Regions from separate parts of the Mus musculus genome. Here all the other regions are linked to region 1. A link is a loop called in an ENCODE intact Hi-C map of the cell type or tissue named here. Cell type or tissue: left cerebral cortex. All regions are shown on one strand.

Region 1 (8,000 bases):
GGGATTCAGAGGAGTTGAAGAACAAAGAAATTCAGACTCCTTCCATTATTATTATTATTGGGATATCTCTGAAACATTAAAATACTTTTTGCTTTATTACTTTAACAGAAAAGGACACTGAAGTGGGAACCCAGGAAGAAAACCATCAGGTATTGAGTGATTCAAATTCAACAGGAGAGTCAAGGTTGTCCGAGGGGAGCTGTCTGACCCTGATGCTCCCCTCTCCTCACTCAGTCTCCTCACACCTGGCCTTGCCTGGTGAAAATGACTTAATATGTGGGAAAGAAAACTTGCCTTGCTGTGGCCCTGCTGCTAAGGCACCGAGCCTCCATGCTGGGTGGAACAGGCTACTCTGGGGACAAGCAGCTGGCCTTCCAGCCATCTCTGGCTCAAGCACCTGTGGCCCAGGCAGCCTCTCTGCTTGTATCACATTGACAGAATTTCTGATTCTATCATAGACACAGCAAGAACAGTTATCTCTGCCATGAGGGAATGTGGGCTAAGATTTTCAGACTTTTCATAAGCAACAGTCAGGAACCAAGGTACAAACTTCTCAGGGAGAACAAAGGAATGGGATTATTATAAATTGGGCATTCAAAGCCATGTGGCATCATTCTACCTTCCAAACCAACAAAGTAGGGCACATTGGCTATGCCCACATGCATCTGAGTTGGCTCCTAACAGCTGTTTCTGAGTCTATCTGTAACTCCTCAAAGAACTTGTAAAAACTGAAGTAGCTGGCACTTCTGTCAGATGAGACCCATGACCCTCCTGTCTTCCAGACACCGAGTAAGGGAATATACTGAAGTAGGAGTTAGAGCCACAAGTCGTTGAGCTTATCTTTCAACTTAAACAATAATTTTTAATTTTGACACCTGTTTCTACATCTTCCCTCCTACTGGTTAGACCTTTGCCCAGTTTCAAATAATTATTAACACCTGGATTTAGTTCCAGGTTCCTGTTCTTGAAAGGTATAGGTGAAGTTACAACTGGTTCTGCACCTCAGCATTCATAAGGGACGGGTTTCATTGCTGTTAGGAGACACCATAACCAAGGCAACTCTTAGAAATGGGAGCATTTAGCTGGAGCTGGCTTACAGGTTCAGAGGTTCTGTCCATTATCGTGGTGGGAAGTGTGGCAGCGTGTAAGCAGACATGATGCTTGCGGAGCTGAGAGTTCTACATCTTGATCCAAAGTCAGCCAAGAGGAGGCTCTCTTCAGAATTGGGAGGAGCCTGAGCACTAAGAGACCTCAGAGCCTGCCTACACAGTGACATACTGCCTCCAACAAGGCCACACATTCTAACAGCGCCACTTCACATGAGCCAAGCACCACAGGTGCCTTATTAGATACCTGGTAGATACTTGTGATGGTATTAGGAACAAACAGTGAACTCTTTCTTGAGGCTCTGTTTCATGCAGACTCAAAGGTAGCATCTAGATTGGTTGTACTGTATATGGTTCAGTTTTAAGTCAAGAGTTTGAAGGGGGGATCTTTCCTTTTATATAGAGATGTTAATATGAACAGAACTGGCAGTTTTGCCATGGAACCCACATCACATTTTTTTACTTGCCAATCTCAAAGCAATCCCCAGCATCAGTCCTTTCACTGCATTGTTACTAGGTAGGGAAAGTCCTCGAATGTGTCTTCCCTAATTATGCGCATGAGTGTCCAGTGTCAGCTTTGTGAGTGACACATGGTGAGCTGTTGAACTTGAATCCAAGTTTCCCTTCTTCCCTTTCGTCCTCCCCAGCAGGCCTCAGTTCTCACTCACGGAGTCACCAGACAGATGCAGTAAGAGCAATAGAAGCTTTCATGGAAATTGGGTCATAGGAATTGCTTCATAGGATTTGGTCTCGGAATGAGACGTCAGTGTTAAAAGATACCATCCCTCTATGAGTCTGAGAAGCCACCTCATGATTTAGGCTGGAGTCCGGAGTGAGCCTATTGGAAAGAAGTCCACAATGTGATCACAGAGCCTTTAAGATAGCACGCATCCATTTAAGGGAGAAAGAAGGCTCACTTCTCATGCAGAGTATGCATTCTCTCATCACATCCTTCAGCAGATGTTATGGTAGAAGCATAGATTTTTAGCAATTCTTCAAGTTAATCTTTTTGCTTTCCTGGAAAAAAAATGTGCTAATCTAAAGTCATCCAGTTGAGTGGCAGGTCCATCACCAAGATCATAGTTTTGTTATTTTAAATGCTCTAGCATCCTATGTAAATCCCAGTAAGGCAAGATGCTGCCATGGAGTTGGTTCTAGTAATGGGGGGGGGGGGAATCAGACTGTAGCTTAACAGTGAGAATCCCAAGATGATCATGCCACAGAGGGAATGAGGACATTTATCATATGCCAAGCTCATGCCATATACAAAAGCTGTCTGTATGCTTCCCAATCCTCAGATCAAATTTATAAGGGGAGACAGGTTCATTCCATGTTATTGATGAAGATATCAAGACACAGAGCTCTGCAGGTCTTTCCTAGCACTGGAATAAATATAGCCCATCTATAAGCCATCTACTCTGAAGACCCAGAGATGGTAGACTGCCTGTCACAGCTTTGGAAAGGTGAGACTGGCCTTGGTGCATTGCTCCTGGTTTGGCAAGAGCAGCCTTCACCAACCAGATGGAGGAACTACAGATGGCTGCTCCACGATTACATCACCACTCAGGGAAAGTTGGAAGCAGCCACACACCCACTACTCTGCAGTCTCAAATGTAAATTGCCTAGAAAATTGAGCCTTGAGAAGAGAGAGAGAAGGGGAAAAAAACCCCTCATACATTGAACCTTTAGTAGCTCCGCTGACAGGTGGTCTCTGCTGTATCAGGAGTAACATACACATAAAGGGGGGTTTCTGAGGATGGGGAGAACCTTTTGTGAGTTTGGTATTTCTGTCCATAACTAGATCAGGCATCAAAAAGGGGCCAGAAGATGAGGAATTTCACAATACACCAAGGCAGCATCAGAATTGGGTGAGAACAGGTGGACACAATACATGTGGTAAGTTCCGAAAAGAAGACTGAGCCGAACCAGGCTATTCAGAACGTAGCTTGGCAGACCACAGGGAGAAGCATCCAAGGAAAGACCTCTAAGTGGGAGACTGAAAATTTCATGCTTGTTTACTTACCTGTCACTGAATTCAACACATAGTAGGGCAGCTGGAAGTGGTAAGAAGTATATTCTACACTTGTAGAAACTAGACATCTAACCACGGTAGACTCCTGTTCCCTGGGCATGAAACCTCCACTCACTTTGAATGCATCTGGAGAGGGCTCTGTTGTTATCGTCCTTTTCTAAACATGGATCCTGAGTCAGAAAAGCAAAGACAAACCTTTCCAGAATTGGAATTTTACCAGGCTTTTTTTTTTTTTTTTTTAGTCAAACAGATTCAAGTAAATACTGAATTTGCATCTTATAAATGCATACAAACTTGGGATTGAAAATGCAGAGAAATTAGGTCAGTAACTGGCAAGGAGCAGGAGTTGTTCCTTGAGCCACCTCCATTAGACTTATAGGAATGGAAAACTCCAATCTTGCAGCCCCTAACTTTCTGAACTCTTAGTAGTGGAAAGAGTGAAAACTGCAATGATTTTAGCACTTTCTCATCCAGGGCAAAGGTGAATGCATTCTTGAGGAAGACTTGAGTAACCCCCAGTGTCTGGTCTAGACTGAAACGATGAATACCCTGCCATATAACATGAAGTGGGAATAAGTTAATGGTTTGTATTTTGATGAATAGATAGATAGATAGATAGATAGATAGATAGATAGATAGAGATATATGATATATACTCTTGTTTATTGTTATAGACACCCCCAAACACAGACTTCTCATGAGGCCAGAGGATTCACATAGCAAAATGAAAACTGATCCAACAGTAAAACATCTGGATTTAAGAAACTTACTATGAAGACTGTCTTTGGACTCTAAAGTGTGTGTTTGGGAGATTTGCATCCTGGTAACAGCAGAAATGACCAAAATAAGCCACATCTGCAAGAACCATCTGTCGAGAAGCTCACAGAACCACAAAGATATGCTACAAACTCATTGGGGAATGGCGAGTTTCTTCTATTGCCTAATAGTACCAAATTAAACAAATGGTTTAATGGCTGCTATAAACTTGCTCTCCAAACTACTGGTAACTTTTGTGATCACGATCTACGAGCATCCTGTGATTACAAGGAAGACCAGTTGACACAAGCACTGTCAGCAAAAGAACAATTTCATTTCACAGGCTGACACCTTTAGCTTGGTGACTTTCTCGGTACCTGTGCTACGCATCTCTTCTGCCCCTACACAAGGCCGGTGTGAATTAGTGTCCTGAAGAACCGTGCGTTCTTTGAAGTCTATTTGGAGATGTTACTCTGCCCTCGGCATCCGTGTAGCTAAAAACAACAGGGAGGTGTTGATTGGTGAATGTATTTTTAGTCAGATGACTTCAGCCTCAAACAAGGAGTGCTTCAGGCAGTAGGTTCTGAAGTCTGTCTGCTTAGGCCTCATAAACCCTGTGTAGGACTGTTACTGGAGCTGATGGCTGGCCCAGTGTAGTGTGTCTACTGGTGTGTGTGTGTGTGTGTGTGTGTGTGTGTGTGTGTGTGTTTTGGTGGACAGCCTTAGATGACCTGTAAGAATGAATCTATCATGATCCCAAGTAGAAGGTTTGAGAAGTCTAAGAGGTGAGATGAGGAATCCATTTTATGATCATTCAGTATCTTCGTGTCCATGCCTGGCCTTCTAGCTTAGCACAATGTCCTTCAGCCTCATCCATGTTGTCATTAACAACATTAGGCCTATTAAATTCTATGTGTGTATTATGTGTACCACATACAATATCTTATGTTTGTATATTGAATAGAATTCTATTGCATATTACATGTACCATATTTCCTTTAAAAATGTGTTTATTTGTGGCCACTTTTGATTTCCTATCTTTTTTTAACACTATTTGTATGCACGCCCACATGATCATACTGTTAAACATCTATGGGAGTCAGAGGACAACCCAAAACTCAATTTGGTCCTTCTACTATGTGGGTTCTAGGGATAGAACTCAGGACTTTAGGCTTGGTGGCAAGTTTCTTTAGCTGCTAAGCCACATTACTGGCCCTAATTCCCTATCTTGGCTATTGTGAGCAGTACTAAAATTAATAAGCAAATGCAGACAATTCTTTGGTTTTATTTCATATATATGTGTAAACTATATGTATATATAGATAACTATCATGTAATTGGGCACTCCTATATACATACATTTTAATTTTTGAGGAACCTTCATCATGTTACCAATTATGACGTCACTGAGCTACATGTCAGTCAGCAGTGTCTAAGCATTGTATCTTTCAATAACCTCACCAGAAGTTTTGATTATTTTTTTTTGGTAACAGTTACACTAGGAACTATGGCACAATGACAACTTGTGGTTTTATTCACAGTTCTTGGACTTTGACTGATATAGGTCACTTTTCCATGTGTGTTGTCAACTTTTTATGTCTTCTAGAGATTAAAAAAAAAAAAACTATCAAAGTCTAACTGCAGCTCTGTAGCTCCTGTGAGTTTCAATATGAATTTTAAGATGTGGGTTTTTTTCTATTTCTGCAAAAATAATCTGGGTTTTCGATGAAGTATAGCATTAAATCTGCAGATGGCACGCACATGATGGGCAGTTTAACATCTCTCTTCCCATCTGTTTCACCTGTCTTCTTTAATCTATTTCATCAATGTCTTATAATTTTCATTTGTAAGTTTTTAACTTTTTCACTTAAACTTATCCCTACATAATGAGCATTTTGATGTTGTAGCACACAGGAATTATTTCCTTAAAAATTTTTTTTGAATAGTTGCTTACATTCTATATAAACACAGCTGAATTTTTTTTGTATTTTTTTTTTTTTGTACCCTGAAATGTCAGAAAACAAACAATCACAACAACAAACGTTTAGAGGCCAGTTATTCTTCTGGAACTTTCAAGGTTCTCTACGAATAAAACCATGTCAGCTGCAAATAGAGATTATCTGATGTCTTCCTTTCCAATTTTGATGCTTTGATTTTTTTCTTTCACGTCGTTGTTCTGGCTAATATTCCCAGAGCCATGTTGAATGGAGGCAGTGACAGTGGATTGTGGCTGGCTGGTGTGTGGCTTTTTACTGTTGAGGCACATTCCTTCTGCACCCAGTTTGCTGAGCATTTTTATAATGACAAGGCATTGACCTCTGTCAAACACTGGTCATATCTATTGAGGTCTACACAGGGTTTTTCATCTTGCATGGTGGTGGCATGTCAGCCTTGACTCTTGATAACTAAAGGGAAGCTTAGAATGGTGAAGGCTTTTCTCCTTTTCAAAACCCTCGTTACAAGCTTTATGTCATACTGCAGAATTAAAAGGGCAGCTTTTCTACTCAGTGCTGCATCGTGATGTCTGAGGTTGGGTGGCTGCCAAGCCTTTCTTTCCCATGGAGAAACCACTGACTAGGCCAAAGGACTCCAAGAAACCAGAATTTGCCAAAGTAAGAGTGAAGGGAGGAGAGAGAATGACTATTATGGTTTGCATGTGTAGTGTTCTCTACAGGCTGGTGTTTCGAACACTTGTTCCCCAGCAGATGCTGTGACCTTAGGAGGCAGAGCCTTTCTGGGGAAAGCAGGTCCCTAGGAGCGGGCCTAGGATGACATCCAGTCTATGTAATTCTGGCTATTTGTTCTACATTCTGCTTGTGGTGGTTGTGACCTCCAGCTGCTGCAGAGAGAGCCACTCTGCCATGCCTTCCCACAGCACTGCTCTTTAACTCTGGAACCACAAGCCAGGAAAAATCTTCCCACCCCTTAAATCGCTCTGTGGGGCATTCAGCCACAGGGTGCAAAAGTGTTTAATATAATGACTATGTCCATATTTTGAAAACACAGGCTTGAGATTTGGAGCTCCCCCTGAGCCTCCAAAAGGACCAATGACTCTGAGAACCAAATGTAAGTTTCTGTATGACATGTTCTCATGCTTTCCTTTGTGGAAGCCACCCCTCGCCCCTCTACACACACACTTGCACACAACACCCTGGTTTAAAAAGATTACTAATCTGTGGTTCCTGTGGAAAACACTTAACTAATTGGGGTAGGGTCATGATTTGAACTCATGGGTTCCATCCTGACAACTTGCAGAAGTACAATACTGATTTGTGACAAGGCGACTTGTGGAGAACAAAGGAGTATGGGTAAGGAAATCCGTAGCATACAAGAGTACATACCACAGACCCTCATACCTTGCTTCCCTGAGTCCAGGAAAGTTCTTCTACTGGAAACATATCAGGCAAATGGAAGTATAGCTTACTTGGAAGGCTTTTCATAAAGGACTGGATGAAAGTTTGGCAAGAGGAATGGCCAGGAAGAAGGCAGGGAGTGGTCCCAAAACATCAACTCATGCGAAACAAACCTAAGTTCATGAATTTGTCACTTGTATTTCCTTGAAAAATGATTTAAATGAACCACTTATTGGATGTTTCTTACGAGCTTACATTTTTGGGCTCTATAGTTTGCCTTCTTAGTAAAAGGCACCGACAAAGTACAAAGTGTTTAGATGATTTGATTAAAATGGGAGGCATCGAATTAAGAAGTAACTGACAGTCCCCAAATTTCTGTACTCTTTGCCCTGTAACTCTGACCCTTTCAAGGGTCCAGGAGAGTTCTGTAAGAGGAAGAGAATCCATGGATCTTTCCCACCCTTCAGTGAGATCACAGGACCTTGGGATCTGTTTCTGCCCTTACTGATATAAAACCACACCTGAAACAGCAGCAGTGAGCGAACGTTGGGGAAAAAAAGAGGGTAGTCCTGTGTCCTTTTAAGAACTACCAACAATGGTTCTTACAGCACACTCAAGAGTGTGAGGTCATGTTTTAGTAGCGTCTGCTCTACCCACTCATGTCCTCTATACCATAGTAAGTGCTACTAGAAGGGAAGCAAAGCGGACAGCCTACAGATACCCTGCAAAAGATTCCAGAATAGCTGTGATAAC
Region 2 (8,000 bases), 270 kb after region 1:
CATTTAAAGCGTGGTCATACATTTTTGGTCACAAAATAGCAGCCATTGGGTCAACAGCCCAACTCACAGAACCATCTGTTTCTGTACATGCAGCTGCTCCTGTGTAAAAGAGAGTTGGCAGAGCAGACACGCTCACACGTCTAGGGTAAACTTTAAGGGAGTGTTGGTACATTTAGGTCATGGAAAGAAACACATTTGGATATTTCAGCTGGAATTTTGCTATGTGATAGTTGCTTGTACCAACGGGAAGTTTGGTATCACTTAAAGGTTTCATATGCAAAAATTGATGTGCTTTCAATTAATTTTTGAGAAAGGTATGGGATAGATTGTAACAGGATGAAATTAGACATAGAAGCCAGAGGCCCATCAAAGTACCAACTGTGCACATGAGCAGTGCTTAGGAAAACTGATATCGCTGGGAGAGACACTGGCTTGAAGGAACGGGAGTGTGGCATCCACTTCATAAGACTCAATCCTGAGCCATACCAGCCCTCCACCCTGGCTTTTCTGTGTGTTGAGCAGCAGACTGGGGTATTGCAGCATTGCCTTGAGTGGTTCAGAAAGCTATTAGGATAGGCACAATTGTGTATGCATTTTGTATAGAGGAGGAAGCTTCCTACCAAAGAATAGAACACCTTTCCAAAGGTCATATAACCAGAAATTGCCAAGTCAGGATTCAAATTCATATTGCAAAACCTGCAAGGTTTGGAAGCAAGAACCTGAGGGGATCGTGAAATGAAAAAGCCTTCAAAACCAACACTCACGCTAAAAAAATAAAATAAAATTAAATTTAAAAAAAGCACACACATACTCAGGAAGAGGGACTGAGCAGGACTCAGTGATGAGACAGGTCTGACATGCAAAGTCAGATTATCTCATCATTAGAGGGCAAACAGCCTGATAGGCATGGGAGAGTAAGCCTGCCTGTCCCTAGGACACACCCTGAAGCTAAATGCCTGCAGCTGCAAGAATTGACAAAGGGAGGACTTGGCAAAGGGTAGCTTGCCTCCGAGCAGGAGGGGCGTGGGGGTGACAAAAACACCTTTCCAACTGAGGGAACCCCGCCCCCAAGACTTTAGACATTAATCTGGTTTCTGAAAAAGAAGAGTTAATCCATACCCAATGGTAACAAAAAAAAAAAAAAAAAAGCTCGTCAGTACCCACTTGTTATTTTTAGGCAGCAATATTTTTAATCCAGTTCTGCTCCCTACAAGGGACAGGAGAGCTTGAAGAACCCCAGGGACCCTCGTATCCACAAGTGGGGACAGAGTCAGTCACCGATTGTTGCACAGGAACCTATATTTCCCAGGCAGCTTGAGGCTGAGATAAGATCAGCCCCAGTTAAAGATTAAAAATATCTGCATACAAGCATGAATCCAGCTCTCTGTTGCAGATGGCACCTATTAAGGTTTTGTTTTCATTTTACTTTACATTTTTAAACTTTGTGTGTGTGTGTGTGTGTGTGTGTGTGTGTGTGTGTGTGTGTGTGTGGCACACAAGAAAATTTGTAAGAGTTAGACCTCTCTTTACATTATGTGGATTCTGGGAATCAAACCAGGCCCACTCCGCCATTTCACTAGCTACCAAGTTTCTGATGGACCTGTACAACAGATAAAGGTTTTCTATCTATATCCGTATGTATCAAAAATACAAAGAATACTCATCTCCAATACACCAAAAAGACGTCATCTGAGACCACCCTGTCCGCCATGTTCTATGTCAGAGAAGGGTAGCAACATAGCTTGGTGTGTATCTTAGTAAAGGTACTATAACACAATACCGGAGACTCTGAGGAGGGAGTTTATAACAACAGAGCTTTAGTCCTTACAATTATGGAACTTGGGATGCTCAAACCCTACTGAGGGCCCGTTCAGATGCCAATCTTCTCTGTCTGTCCTAACATGGTGAAAGAGGTAAGAAAAAGGGTGGGATCTCTTTGGTAAGTAGGCGAATCCCATTTATTACAGCCCCACACTCATCCCCCAATCATCCCCCAGCGCCCAGCCTCTGAATCTTTCATCATGAGAATTAGGTTAAACCTAGGTCTATAAATTGGAGAAGACTGAAAACAGCCTGCATCAGGCAGGACTCCCATTCTGACTCTCTTCTTCTCATTGTCAGAGCAGAAGCCATTGGAGTGGGAATGATTACCCTTTAAACGAGCTGTTAGTTTTATTCTAATCAGGGCTTTGGATGATGAAAAAAAGTCTCCTCAGAAAGGAGGCTGAGGGAAGAAGTTGGCAGAATTCCAGCAAACACAGGAATTTAAAAGAAAAAAAAAAATCTTACAACCTCAGTCTATTCGTTAGGAGGAAAGAAGATAGACTGCATTTTCAAGGCAGGGTGGCACCATTGCACAACTTGAGGTGTGGAGGTTACCATCCAGTTCGCAGTCTGCGTGAGCTGTTCTTGCTGGCATCGCACCATGCACACAACCTGTGCACCCAGACTTGGACAGATACGGTTTAGGGTTTCTAAGTGAGAAAAGCCACCTACAGTGCTTTCCACCCAGGAGTCACAATCAAAGTCAAACTTCTCACAGAATCAAGCCCTAAAGGATAACAATGTCCTGAATACGTCCAGGCTTCTATTTTACGGTTTTGCAAATGAGGCAGTTGAGTGCCTGAAATGTAATGTGTCTTGCCCAAAGTCAACAGGCCTGCGGGTAGAAATGACACACATTTTCCCTGCTTCCAACACGTGGACAAATGGGCCACTTCTCTGTCCAGGCCTTTAGCTTATCTGGATCTCAGAGTGAGTCTCCTTTGCCTTTAACATACGCATGGCTGGAGAATACAAAAGAGTTTTCCAAAGGGCCTGGCCTTTGAGCCATATGAGGACAGAACTTGCTCCCATCGTACAAGAACTTTGGGTCCAGGAAATCGAGATTTTGCCAGGCCCACTCCCAGGCCCTTCTCCAGCTGCATGCTTACAGAACAAATGTGGTTTGTCCCTGCTGGAGTTGACTGACTTAACCTGCCTTGGTTAAATATTGACTCATCAATATATTTAAAAGCCGTATAATTTACACAATAGGTCTGACACTATTCTGGACTTGTTGGTAATAATTACCTATTTGAAATCAGGCCATCCAAGGTGAGAAAAACCAATGACCATTAGCAGGAAGAATGGGAAACTTACAGGTTACTGAAGTGGGCTTTTAATTTAAGTTTTATTTTTAGCACAGTGCTGCTACTCTTCCTGATGGGAGTTTTATGTATATTTGAATGTGTGTGGTACGAGTCAAGTGGAAGGAGAGAGAAGCCTTTTTACCAAAAGCCACTGCAATGAAACCACTTTATGAACAAGCTCCCTGCCAAATTTCTTACTGAAATCAAAGACACCTTTGAGTTCATTGCCCAAGAGCAGGGCGAAAGGCACCTGTAGTCACGTCTGTTTCTCATTTGGTTCCCGTGTAACTCAGATGCCCTGTGGATTAAATGAAACCTGCTCCCGAGTTGAAATCATGTCCACCACATGTCAGCTCAGCTGGAGTTTGGAAACAGGCACTGAGAGAGTGTGCCATTCAAACAGGCAACCCTGGTTTTCCCCCCACGTGTAACCTGAACGGGAGAGTCAGTTTCTAAGAACCGAGCCCTTGCTTCTCCGTAAGGGATACTCCAGGCAGGACCCTGTTTGGACCGCCTCCCACTGAGGCTTTCCCGAGAGGAGGCCATGGCATGCAGCACACGGTGTTGATGATGCTTTGTCAGCAGCCCTTGACCTGTGCCTGAATTTGAAGCCATGTCCTGACACGGAGAAAGGAATACAACCGGAACCCACCCTCACTAGGAAGCTGTCACGGGTGACTATGCTGTGTAGATGCTGCTGTGGGCTGCTTGAGAGTGAAAAGGATTATGTTACAGTCCATTAGGCAGAATAGGACCCAGCTCTTACATGAAAATCCCAGGCCAGATTCTTCCTAAATTTAAACCCCAAGCAGCCTCTCAAATATCCATCTTAATCCCGAATCCTGAAATCTTGTCCCTTTGGTCACATTTTAAACGTTAATGTCTCATTTGACCCTTCTTTCCATGGATTCAATAAGCATGCAGCGGGTGCCCACTCAGAGCATGCCAGTGTCAGCATCCAGAAACCAGCAGGTACACTGTTTCAGAGGAGTGTCTCTTCAGCCCCGGGGGTGGGGCATGGGGGGTGGGGAGGACATTCTGGCTTTGAACTAGCTCTGTGAATGTGTGCTCCAGATAAAGTCAAGCCTCCATGTGGTATTCCAGATTTAAATGGGATAAATCGGGATGTGATAATGTGCTTCAAAAAAAGATTCAATATTTTACTTTTAAAAAAAAATCACAGAAGGATTCCCTTTTAATCTAAACTGCCTTCAGCCCTACCCACTTCTCACCAAGTATATTAGTCAGGGTTCTCTAGAGAAACAGAACTGATAGAATTATATATATGAAATATATATATATGAAATAAATACCTATATTTCATTCATATGAAATATATATATTTCAGAATCCAGGATATTTAAGAGACTACTTGGAGTTTAAACCTGGAAAGAATTTGGTCTGGAAGCTTCATATACACACACACACACACACACACACACACACACATAGAGATACAGAGAGAGAGAGAGAGATTTTTATTAGAGTGGTTTACAGGCTGTGGTCCAGCTGTCCAACAATGGCTGTCCAACAACAGAAAGTCCAAGAATACAGTAACTGTTCCATCTTAGGTGATCTTCAGGAGACGCTGGAATCCTGAAGAAGTAGGCTCTAATGACAGCAAAAGAGTGGACTTGCTAAGCAAGGTAAGGGCAAATAGGCAAAGAAAGCAAGTGCCCATCTTCATGTCCTTTGTATGGGTTGCCACCAGGTATGGCCCAGATTAAAGGTGGCAACACTTCAAAAGATCTGAATTAAAGTCGTCTTCCCACTCCAAATGATTTAATTAAAAAAAAAAAAAAAGTCCCCACAGGTGTACATAGCCAGTTGGGCTTTACTTAATCCTGGATATCAAGTTGACAAACAAGAATAGCCATCACACTAAGTAATTTTATGTAAATTCTCAATATCCCATTTATTCTTAAATGAAGTAACCCTGCACCATATGCCAGTTCCCCCTGGGAGAAGGAGAGAGCATACAGGAAGAGCCTCAAGATGGCACCATCCTTTCCCACCCAAAACAGGACCAGCTCTGGGAGATGGCCCAGCAGGAGACCACAGGCAGGCTGGAAAGAGTCCAAGGACTTTGCTACTAATGGCTTGCTCAGAACTGCTGTGCAACCCCTTCCTTAAAGAGCTGAATCCAGGGCAAAGAAGATCTAGAAAACTGGTTCTCAACCTGTGGGTCACGAGTCCCTTGGGGGCTGCCTAAGACCGTAAGAAAACACAGATATTTACATTATGATTTGTAACAGTAACAACATTATACTTCTGAAATAGCAACAAAAAAAATAATTTTACGGCTGGGGGTCAGCACAATATAAGGAACTGTATTAAAGGGTCACAGCATTAGGAGGGCTGAGAACCACTGCTCTAGACTGAAGAGGAATTTTCTTTCAAATTTTTGTTTGTTTGTTTGTTTGTTTGTTCTTCTCACTGGCAAGAACGGGGACAAAAGAGAAAAAAAAACTCAATAAATATGTTTAAGAGTTAGACCTGGTGAGTTAATGACAACTCCTCTCTCCTGACAATTTCAAATTTTCAACTGCTTAGATACTTAATTATCCACTCCCAGATCTCTCTTCACACCTCTGAGCAAGCTGGCCCGTTGCCAGCTAGTGAGAACAGTTACTTCACTGAGCTTCTGTGTGAGAGAAAAAGCTTCCGCGTGCAAACACAGACTGAGGACAGGAGAGAGAAGCGGAGGGCCCCTGAGTTTACAACAGGCCTCCTGTTAATTTTGTCCCCATTGGGGTTTCATTTACCAGCGAATGCACTTCTCTTTCAGACCCGTATTCTGCTGGGAAGCGTCCTGGACTGGCTGCACAGTGGTTTAATTGACATTAAAAAAAATTAAATAAATAAATAATGTAAAAGCAGCCCTAACATGCTGTTGAGAATATAAATGTCGTATCAGCGCCACAGCTCACTGTCAGCCCCACTGAGGCAGAAGCAACTGAAGCCAGCCTTAGATGTTTGCACAGTTCATTCAAGGGTTCTGAGAGGATTCACACCCAAAAAAGTCTCAGAGTAATGAGGTTTGTTCAGCATCCACTACTACCAAAGGGTCTCAGAAGTCAATCAAAACACCCATCAGTGTGAGAGCTTTGTTTCCGAACAAAGGAGCATGTGCACGCTGCCCCTTTACTCAGCCAGGAAGACAGAGTCTTCTCAAGCAAGAAAGGAATGCAGCTACAAAGAGAATTATCTCGCAGTAGAAATAAACTGAGTTGCTTCTTCCTCTCCAAGATTATAACGGTCCAAGCCCATTACAGCAAAAGGCCCTGTTTCAACGCATGTCTGTCCTAGTTTTGCAAGGTCTCTCCTGGCCTAAGCAGCTGGGTTTTAGCACACTAGAGGTCCAGCACTTACTCTGTCCCACTTTTATAAGTAGAGGCTTCAGGAGAGTCTGAGCCCCTGACCATCAGAGATCTGCATTTGATGTGCCCAGGAAAAAATTCTTTTGGCTTCTACTTAGACACAGAACTCAAGTTCAACTTTGGCTGCCACTGAGTTAAGAAGTAAGTTGCAGATACCTTAGCAGAATGGAAGCTACAGGATGAAGGTCTGGATCGGGCAGAAAAACCTGTTTGGCACTAATCCATAGCTAGTCCCCTTCCAACAGAAGGCGTTGAGCAGTATACTGGGGTACACAGCTGCCTGAGCTCCTGATAACAATTCACCTGCTCCCACACACTCTCCATTCACGCTCCATTTTCCTCCTCTTTAATTTATGCAAATGGAAAGAATTCATGGAAAATTTTCCCAGAACAGTTTCCTCCAGAACACTCAAGTTACTAGAAGCTACCAACTGAAAAGTTAAGCCTTGAACTTTTGGGAGCAGATAAAAAGCCTGGGAGCGGGGGGTGGGGATCACTCATCAAAGTCACGGAAGATTTGGAGTCCATCTGTGAACATGTAGGATGTTAGCCAAATAGCAAAGTTATACCAGTGGGCTCTATGACAGCCACTCTGGCTACTTCATGATGCCCTCCTGCTACCCCTGGGGAACATTGCACTATGCTGCAACATCCTGCATTATAACTGACCACAGAAGTCCTAGGGTGAGAACAGGTCAGGAAACAAACACAGAAATGCAGGAGGTAGCTATCTGATGCCAGCTTGCCTAGGGAGACCTAGGGATTACAAATGAATGGCTGAGAACGCTCCTCCAATCCACCATAAGAACCGTTTGGAATTCATGAACAAAGTACAGAAAGCTGAGCAGATGCGCAGAGCTGATATACTGGTCTCCCCTTTGTTTTCCCCTGCCTGCGTTTTTATTTTTCTGTCAATTGGCGGCCACTAGCTCCTGAAAGCATCCCAGAAATCATTTGAGCCTTGGGCTCACCTGCCCCATGCACTGTTCTATGTTCCTGGGCCCCATTATTTCAACACTGTCTTTTTTTTTTAGGGACAACTCAACATCAACTAAAATTCAAAGGTATTGTTGAGATCTGGTTGGCTGCATTCTCTAATAAAAGATTCACTGGCTCCTTTTCCTTGGTGAGTTATCCCAATGTAGGCTAACTATAGAACAGGACCCCTCCCCCCCGCCACAGTACCAAAAGTACACTTATGAAATAGCAATGAAGATAATTTTATGGTTGAGGGTCACTACAACATGAGGAACCCTGCTAAAGGGTTGCAGTGTAGGAAGGTCAAGAATCACTGTGCTATGACATTCTTAAGAATGAAATTCTGCTCACTCTCCCTGTCCTCTCTCACTGGCCCTCCCTACACCTGACCTCCCTCACCCCACCCCGTTCTTCTCCCTATCCCTTCTTCAACTCAGTTCCCTCCCTTCATTCACCTCTGGTCAATATTTTATCTCTCTGTTTGAGTGAGATTGAAGCATCTTTGGGAGGG
Region 3 (8,000 bases), 55 kb before region 1:
ACCTACTAAGCAACCCCAGAAGGCAAGGCCCAGTGCCTGTTCTGGGCAGTAGCATGAAGGGTTCTAGCTCATGGATCGTGACCCATGCTGGAACATGGAAGGGGAAAGTCTGGACCCCATTAAGCAGAGGCAAACTCACCTCTCTGTTCTTTGCAGAGGCAACGGTTCTTGAGATTTTCTGAAGGTCACTAAGCCATAGCCTTCTTCCACATAGAACCTCAGCTTCTCCTCTTTAAGTGCCAAGGCCAACCAGCAGGATCTTTTATTCTCTGTGTAGTCCAATCATGTGTGATTGCTTGGTCTAATGGCCAGGGTTGAGGCCAACAGAGGCCAGAGAAACCAACAGAAGGAAAAAGTCCCTGATTCTTTTTTTCCTACCTTGGAAGAGCTTTCCTGGCACCAGAATACACATGTGTTAAGTAAGAACTGCCCTGAAGGGACCTACAAGTCTCTGCTGCCTCTTGGAATACAGAAAGTATCTCTGCTCCCCCTTTGTAAAGGTACACAGTACTGCTTCCTAACTTGCTTCCTACAATTTGGTACCCCACATCAACCCTGATGTCACTGGCCTTGTTTTCCCTTTACCTCTGCTAGCTCATATTTTGACCAGCTGGGGGAGTCAGGCTTGAAGATGGTTGTGCAGTGAAGCTCTGCAGATCCACGTAGCTGGAAGGGTCAGGAATAAAAACACAGAGAACTGACCCGGTTTTAGAGGAACCAAGGAAGTGCACAAAGGACACCATGCTGCCATTCTTTGGGCCGCTTGTACTCAGTACAGGGAAGCTAGGCACTATTGTCCCCATTTCACAGGGGCACTCAAACTCTCCAGGCTACATAGGCAGAATGGACACTGGAAGCCACCTCTCCTGTTTCCTAGTGTCCTGCTCCTAGCAATGATCAGAGCTTAGAGGAAATGAATGCATCTGTGCTCCCCTTCATTCCAGCATCAAGAGAGCAGAAGAAGAGCGAACACGAAGAGGGAGTCACCTTTCAAATCTATTTGAATCATGCTTTGTAACGATCAATTCCAAAGTTTGCCCAGAAGCCCATATATTTAAAACTAGCATTTCTCTTATCATGGGTAACCATTCCGTACTGCATGAATTGAAATGGCTATTCACCTGCGGGGTCAGCTATCCCCTGTCAGCAATAAAGCCATCAGTGATCATTCTGCAGGGTAGGACTGTTCGTGAACATCTGGCTGGCCACTGCCCTTGGCCTTCAGAAGCCGCAGGCATGTGGAAGCTCTTGCTGTTGATTAACAGGACTGTCTCATGTTGGATGTGAAACAGACAGCAACTAAGCAACTTGAACTTACTGGAATGTGAGTTTGGAAACTAGCGAGATATCATCAGTCAAGGTTCGTTACTGCAAGACTAGAAACAGGTTCCACTCTGACGCAGCACAACTGACTGGTGATTTTATGGTGAGAAACCCATCTTGACTTACTCCAACATTCAGTTACCGTATTGCTGATCCACTTTATTTGGATTTCATGTTCTGAATTTCTCCATACTTTTGCTGAGAGCTTGGGGAAGTCCATGAATACCCAACAAATAATGAAGTAGACTAGATCTGTACAATAGGCGAGTGGCGGTTATTTTTTAAAAAGAAGATGAACTGAAAGTTTTGTCTGGCACGTTTCAGATTTCTCTTTATTTCAGTATTCTCAATCATGTCCCCTAAGGCTCTTCTTACTCTCAACACTTTTCATTCTTCAAAACCTTCCGACCTAATGTGAACTTTGAACTAATATGGCAGCTGTATTCTAAATTTCTAGGTTGTGGACGGACTGGTCTAGGAGGCTTTCAGAAACATCACACTGGGCATCACATCCGAATCGTGGGAGAGTGTGTGGGCAAGCAGGGCCTACAGCTTGGAGATGCAGAAGGCACAAGAGCAGAACACAAAGCAAGCACACAGAGTGAAGCTCTGTATGGTGGCCTACCCTTGGCGCAGTGGCCACTGTGACACACTCGCCCATTATGCCACTTTGCCAAAAGTTGTGTGGTGGTTTTGAGTTTTGTGTTTCTGGTGTTTGAGGCATCTCTCATCTCTGCTTGATTGAGCAGCTCTAGTCCAGCGTTTCCAGCCACAAAATGGTCAACAGACACTTAAAAACCAAACCAAACACAAACACAAACTCACTCTCATTCTCTCTCTCTCTCTCTCTCTCTCTCTCTCTCTCTCCCTCTCTCTCCCTCTCTCTGATGTTCACATTCTTTACAGTGTCCACCCAAGTAAATCTCTCCTCCCCTGGATATCATACAATGATCACTTCATTTTGTTTAAAAGCATTTAATGGAGTGGCTGGTGGAGGTTGCTTAACGGGACCTACTAAAATACTAGGTTTTAAGTCAGATTTCAAAAGCTTGTCTATCTATGCTTTGGTTTCACCTAAGAAAGAGGGTCCCTGGATCTGGAAGGATTGCAGAAGTCTCCAGCACATACCAGGTGGTAATTTTAAATGCAGATACCTTTCCTTCTATGGGTCAGGGTGGTGGAAGCTGGAAGAGACACTGAACTGTGTGTTCTCCTACAGTTATAGGAGGAGGTAACAGGAACTGGGTAGCCCACTGTGGTGAGTCACGAAAGCTCTTGGGGGTGTCTTCCAGTTTCCCTCAGTTTGTCACGACTATACATCACGTTCTGTCTATGGAAGCAAGGACTAAGAGGTGCTTCCAACCTCTATATGAACACCATTCTCCCCAGTTCCGTACTGGTCTACCATTTACATGGAAAACTTAAGATTCCTGCATTAATCACATATGTATAGTCATGTATCAGACAAAATGCAGCCTATTCTTTCCATTTTTTAAATTAAAAATGTGACGAAATACATATCGCATCAACTTTTTCCTCTTGCAATACCAAAATTCTGTACTCATGAAACAACAGCCCAGTCTCCCTCTCTCCAGTGTCTGGTAACCACTATTCCAACATTCTATCTCTAAACTCTGACTATTCCTGACATGTTATACAAGTAGAACAGAATGGTATCCTTGAGGCTCCCACAAGGCACCACCTGTCAGCACATCTTTCAGACTCAGTAATATTCCACCAGATGCACGTGGTACATTTAAAACTTCCCTTACCTGCCCACAGACACTTGGGAAATTACCATAAATACCTCTGCTGTGAGCATGAGAACAAACATGTGTGCACTTCTCCGTTACAGGTTCTTTGGGATAGAGAGCCAGAAGTGTAACTGAGACACATGATAATGCTCTCAGTAATGCTGAAGGGGTCTGCATACTACTGCTTCCCAACAGGGCTCTGTTCATGGTCATGAGGCCGCTACTCTAAGACTTGCGTCTAGGAACAGAGTGAGTTGAGACAGCTTTAATTCACAGAACCGCTCTGCACTAACCCCACTTTCCCAGCCGATGGGAGTCAGAAGTTCTATCAGTTGTGACAAACTGAAGGGTCCTCACCAGCTTCTGTGACTCACCACAGTGGGCTACTGAGGTCTTGCCACTTCCTCCCATTGTCAGGAGGAAGGAAGAGACCAAATGGCTCCCGTGTGTTCTGGGATCCCATGAGTGCTTGCCGGGAACTGCTTTCCACTTCCAGCCTTCTTTCCTGAAATCTGAGAGTGCCCTAGACAAAGGGTTTTGTAAGTCTACTCCGGCTCACGTTTTCATGTCCATGTCAAGTAGGGAAAATGGGGATGTCAGTCAATGCCACCGTCAGGAACTAGACCTCTGCCAGATCAGCCTGGCAGAGGGCTTCCTGAACTTGGGAAGACCACAGCTTTATCCAGCCTGCAGTGGGCACCAGAACTTTCCCCAAGTGTCCAGTTAGCTGGGCATAAACCAAGACCTACATCTACAAAGTGAGATCAACATTAGGTTTTCAAAGAAAAGAGATTCAGAAACTAGGCTCTCCCCACCCCTTCACACTGCTATGTGAAGGGGGGGGGCATCTCTCCCTGCCCATGGCAATGAAGCTCAGAAGGCAGACCTCTTGAATGTGTATGTCACCCCACTGCTCTGGTGGAAAAACTGAGAGTTCAGGCCTTTTACCTCTCTGACCTCAGTTTCTTTCTCTATTAAAGGGAAAAGGAGCAACACGCGTAGACAAACAAAACCCTATGAATTGCTAATCGCCTAGCATAGAGAGGAGGTAACTGCAAAATCCAGACTTAGGGCGATGCTTCGGTTTGTGGGAACAAGTCCAGCTCATGCCCCCCTTCTGCATCTTCACTGAGCTGATGGCATCTGGTCCATCATCTCCCCCACAGCTACCTGTGTTCTGAATTGCCCTCCCCTTTCTCCTCCTACACGGACCTCCCCAGCTGCCTGTGCCTGGAGAGTTCGCTTAGCACATGTGTTTGCAAGGGCCCTTTTTGCTTTCTACTTCACTGCCTCCTCCTCTAAATTCAATCCAGAACAATTTCTTTTGTGCCACCCACAGAGGCAAGGCACACTACTAGGCACATGTCCCAGACACATGGTCGGTGCTAGTTGAAGGAGGTAGAGATCTCTGGACTCAACAAACCTGCTTTCTTGGAAGCACACACTCTTCTGAGCAACCAGCATGTGATCATCCAAGTGGCATCTCGGACCAAGCAGTGCGTGGCTAGCAGCTCCTGGAGCCCTGGCCTGCGAAATACGGGAAGCAGGCGTGTAACTGAGTGAATAGGCATTCCAATAATAGCATCAGAAGGAGAGAATGGTTAAATGCCCTGACTCACGTCCCCAGTGCATGCAGGGCTGTCGCAGAGGCAGAGGGGTGTGGGCTGTGGGCTGTGGTTGGGGCGGGGCGACTTCTCTGTGCAGGGGGATTACCTGGGAAGACCAGGAAATGGGCAGAGCACACACGGGAGCCCAGAAGCTTGAAGTGTGTTGGGGGTCAACTGCGCTGACTCACCCAGGAAGGTGAGAGGGCAATGACCAAATAGGAAGCAAGTTGCCTGTCAGGGAAGCCCTCAGAGAAACAGGAAGTGTGATCAGCTGGTAAAAAGCTCTGAAAAGCTCACATTGACATTATGCTTTTATTCTCTGTTCTCACTCTTTTCTCTTTCTCTTTTCTTCCTTTCTTTCCTTCCTTCTTTCTTTCTTTCTTTCTTTCTCTCTCTCTCTCTCTCTCTCTCTCTCTCTCTCTCTCTCTTTCTTTCTTTCTTTTTTTTTTCTTTTCAAGATGGGCATTTGCTGAGCAAGCACCATGGTACTGAGTCTCTCTGACCTGCTACTTGGAGGGTGTGATTCTGTCTGGGCCTGTAGATGGGGAGAATCCTGATGAGTGTGTGGAGGAGGTAAAAGATTTGGGGAACTCTCTCAGCATCGGGTTTCTTTCCCAACCTCATTGCTGTACTAACAGATATTGACTGAGCCTCAGCTTCAGTTTTGTAAAAAATGCCCAGCCCAAAGGGTGCTAGCTGGGCAGGCACGCAGCTTCTGAAAGACATCAGCAGAAATACCATGCTGAGCCATCCCAGTTAAAGAGGCATCTTCTGACATTGTCTACCCGAGGGTAGATAACTTTTTCTACTAGCATAAAGACACCGTGAGTGCCAGACACAGCTCTGTTTACTGACATTCCAGACTTAAGAGAATTTGGTGGGCATTGTTCCATTCAATTATTATAATAAACTAAGAGAAAGACTGATTAAGTCCCATTTTCCAGAGGAGACAATGGAAGCACACAGGGTAATCCGATACACCACTGTGAGTCTCAGATAGGAAATCTGTACATAGACCATATTGCCTCCTGGTACTGTCTTTTTGTAGACCTGGTTGATTACTTAAATCATGGGAGGCTGAGAATGTCCTCTGTTCTCAGAGAAGGCTTAAAGGTTGACAAAGAATGGCAATTTGTTGGGGAATTCTTTAGAAGAAGTACCAATCTTCATGGCCAAGCTGCCCCAGGACTGACTTCCAGGCAAGATAAAAATCTAAGTGTCCCTTGGCTGGGAAGCAAGTCTGCATAGAAGGTTCCCAGACAATGTAAGAGAAGCATCCGTGTTGATCAACACTCAGTACCTCTCCCATCCCCTCAGTGCCCCCAGGGAGTGTTGTTCTGCACGTAGGGGATGATGCAGGAATCTGCAGGGAATAAGCTACAGGCTGTCTGCCATCCAAATGAGCCTGTAGCTCACAGGGGGACTAAAAGCTTCAGCCCTGATACTCTCCGGCATCAGAACCCAGGTTTGGCATGCTTACGGGCTCCCCAGGTAATTCCAGAAACAGGAGTTCTGAGAACCACGCTTTGTGTAACTCCATTGTGGCTTTCATGTCACTATAGGTCATCTCATCTGCATAAACTGATGAAACTGACCTTGAAAACCCTTTGGTTGTGTGAATGCTAACAGCTCTGGAGTCTTGACTGACTTGCCATGTGTTTTCAAAATAGATTCATCTCTCAAAAGGACCTAGAAACTTATTTGTGGTGGCCCCAGAGAGAGGTTCTGGCAGAGGAGGGAGTAACTGGGATGGGATGAAATGCCTAGAAGAAAAACATTAAAAGGGAAGGTAAAACTTCCAGCGACCTGACCCATATTTTGGGGCTCAAAATTTCTGTAAAACTAAATGTTTTTATATATAAAGACAAAGGTTTGATAAATGAGCATGAATAGGGAATTATATTCTGCAAGGACAGCTTACATCTTTAAATTTAGGCATGGAAGATTATTCAGGCCAGACTTTGAAGTACTTCCTCGAATTTCCAACTTGATCCCCCTCCACCACACAACAGTAGGCAGCATGGGCTCACTTGTGATTTGCAACACATTACAAAGGCATGCGGCCTAGAAATGTCTTTGCAATCTGGCAGACACAGCTTCCTTCAGTGGCTTCCTTTGGAAGTACCTCAGTCTCTTTGTCATCTGCCATCTTGGGAGGGATTGCTGACAAATTTGGCATGCAGCTATGGGAAGGACCGCAGGTAAGACTGATGGGAGATCCTAAGAGGCACACATGGAGGTATGGCTATAGGTTCATAGGCTAAAGGGCAGTTTTGTTTATTCTTGTTGTGGTTTGAAAGTCAGCTTATGTGTTTGAACACTTAATCCCCCATGTTTGTGCTATTTTTGGAAGGTTCTGGAAGTTTTAGAAGATGAGCCCTTGCTGCAGGAAGTGGGTCACCGGGTGGGTTGGGGTAGTTTGAGGTTTTATGTCCTGGCCCCATTCATTTCCTGTTCCTTTTCTAAATTCTGTTTCACCAAGCTGTGAGGAAGTGAGGAGTCTCAGCCATACACTCTTGTTCATCATGAAGCCTGCTGTGATACCTTACCTTCCACAGCAGACAACACTCCCTCAAACTGTGAGTCCAGGTAAACTTCTTCTTTCCTAAGTTGCTTTTGTCTGGTTATTTTGTCAAACAATGAGAAAAGTAATTAATTCAGCCCCCCCCCCGTCTTTACAGGTAGCTCCTGACTGTCATTGTGCAGCCCACCAAGAACTATGAGTATTTCCCACCCCATTCTTGCCCCATTTATTAAAGTTAGTACTTTCTCATTACAAGTCAACAGTTGACTACATCATATATTCTAGCTTCTTCCTGTCTCAAGGGGATGGAGGTCTGTACGTCAAAGATGCACACTGTGTTCTAACACAGCAGATTTCTCTCCCTTAATCAACAGCCCTTGGACCCTTTTCCAATGTCTATTGCTTTGAACAGTTCCCAGAACTACCCAGAGAAGAATTGCAACTGGCCAGGATTCACTCCTCCCAGGAAGATAGCTCCAAGGTAGAGCTAAAGCCACAGCCAAAAGCTCTCTTCTGGAAAGACAAGACACCCAGGCCTTGACTATCTCAAAACTCACTGCATTTCATACCTGGGGTTGGTTGGGCCAGAATGGGAGAAAATAAGAGTCATTAGGTTCTTTCTGCTTTTTCCCTTGCTGTGACAGACACTCCACCACAGGGCATGTTAGAAACAAGAGTAGAGACTGAAACTGGGTAGCCTCTTTGGGCCTTAATTTGCTCAAATATAGATCAAATCAGCTGATGAGAGAATGTGGCTCTTACACTGTACAGGTCTATCACATGTTGTCACTG

What was found. A loop is a pair of places that touch in the nucleus more often than their neighbours do. Peaks named below come from ENCODE experiments on the same cell type or tissue, not always from the same donor. Only the 100,000 strongest peaks of a DNase experiment are listed, where the experiment ranks them.
Region 2: a loop joins it to region 1, with 3 times the contacts of the local background. A loop is called at or near these places in 2 of 42 quality-filtered maps.
Region 3: it touches region 1 in a loop (6-fold over the local background); 2 of 42 quality-filtered maps call a loop at or near these places.

Annotation. Positions count from the first base shown.
Region 1 is chr13:101,482,445-101,490,444 of GRCm38, reverse strand. No RefSeq gene overlaps it. Among named protein-coding and RNA genes, the nearest start is that of Gm36475, 54 kb to the left of the region's middle. In left cerebral cortex, no CTCF peak of the experiment used is centred here; DNase peaks (open chromatin) are centred at 2,644, 3,219, 4,256, 6,462 and 2 more places; H3K27ac peaks cover 4,396 bases.
Region 2 is chr13:101,211,522-101,219,521 of GRCm38, reverse strand. No RefSeq gene overlaps it. Among named protein-coding and RNA genes, the nearest start is that of 5930438M14Rik, 17 kb to the left of the region's middle. In left cerebral cortex, no CTCF peak of the experiment used is centred here; DNase peaks (open chromatin) are centred at 3,507, 4,172, 5,765, 6,796 and 5 more places; H3K27ac peaks cover 4,606 bases.
Region 3 is chr13:101,537,407-101,545,406 of GRCm38, reverse strand. It overlaps Gm36475 (a long non-coding RNA gene), which reads right to left and starts at 5,049. Exons shown (of 4, transcript XR_382828.4): 1 at 4,791-5,049; 2 at 4,501-4,604. It overlaps Gm41043 (predicted gene, 41043), which reads left to right. Exons shown (of 2, transcript NR_168906.1): 2 at 595-1,630. LOC105245613 (a long non-coding RNA gene) reads left to right here and starts at 4,813. Exons shown (of 3, transcript NR_168907.1): 1 at 4,813-4,880; 2 at 7,167-7,273; 3 at 7,366-7,468. In left cerebral cortex, a CTCF peak has its summit at 606 (motif pointing right); DNase peaks (open chromatin) are centred at 2,569, 4,391 and 6,731; H3K27ac peaks cover 2,628 bases.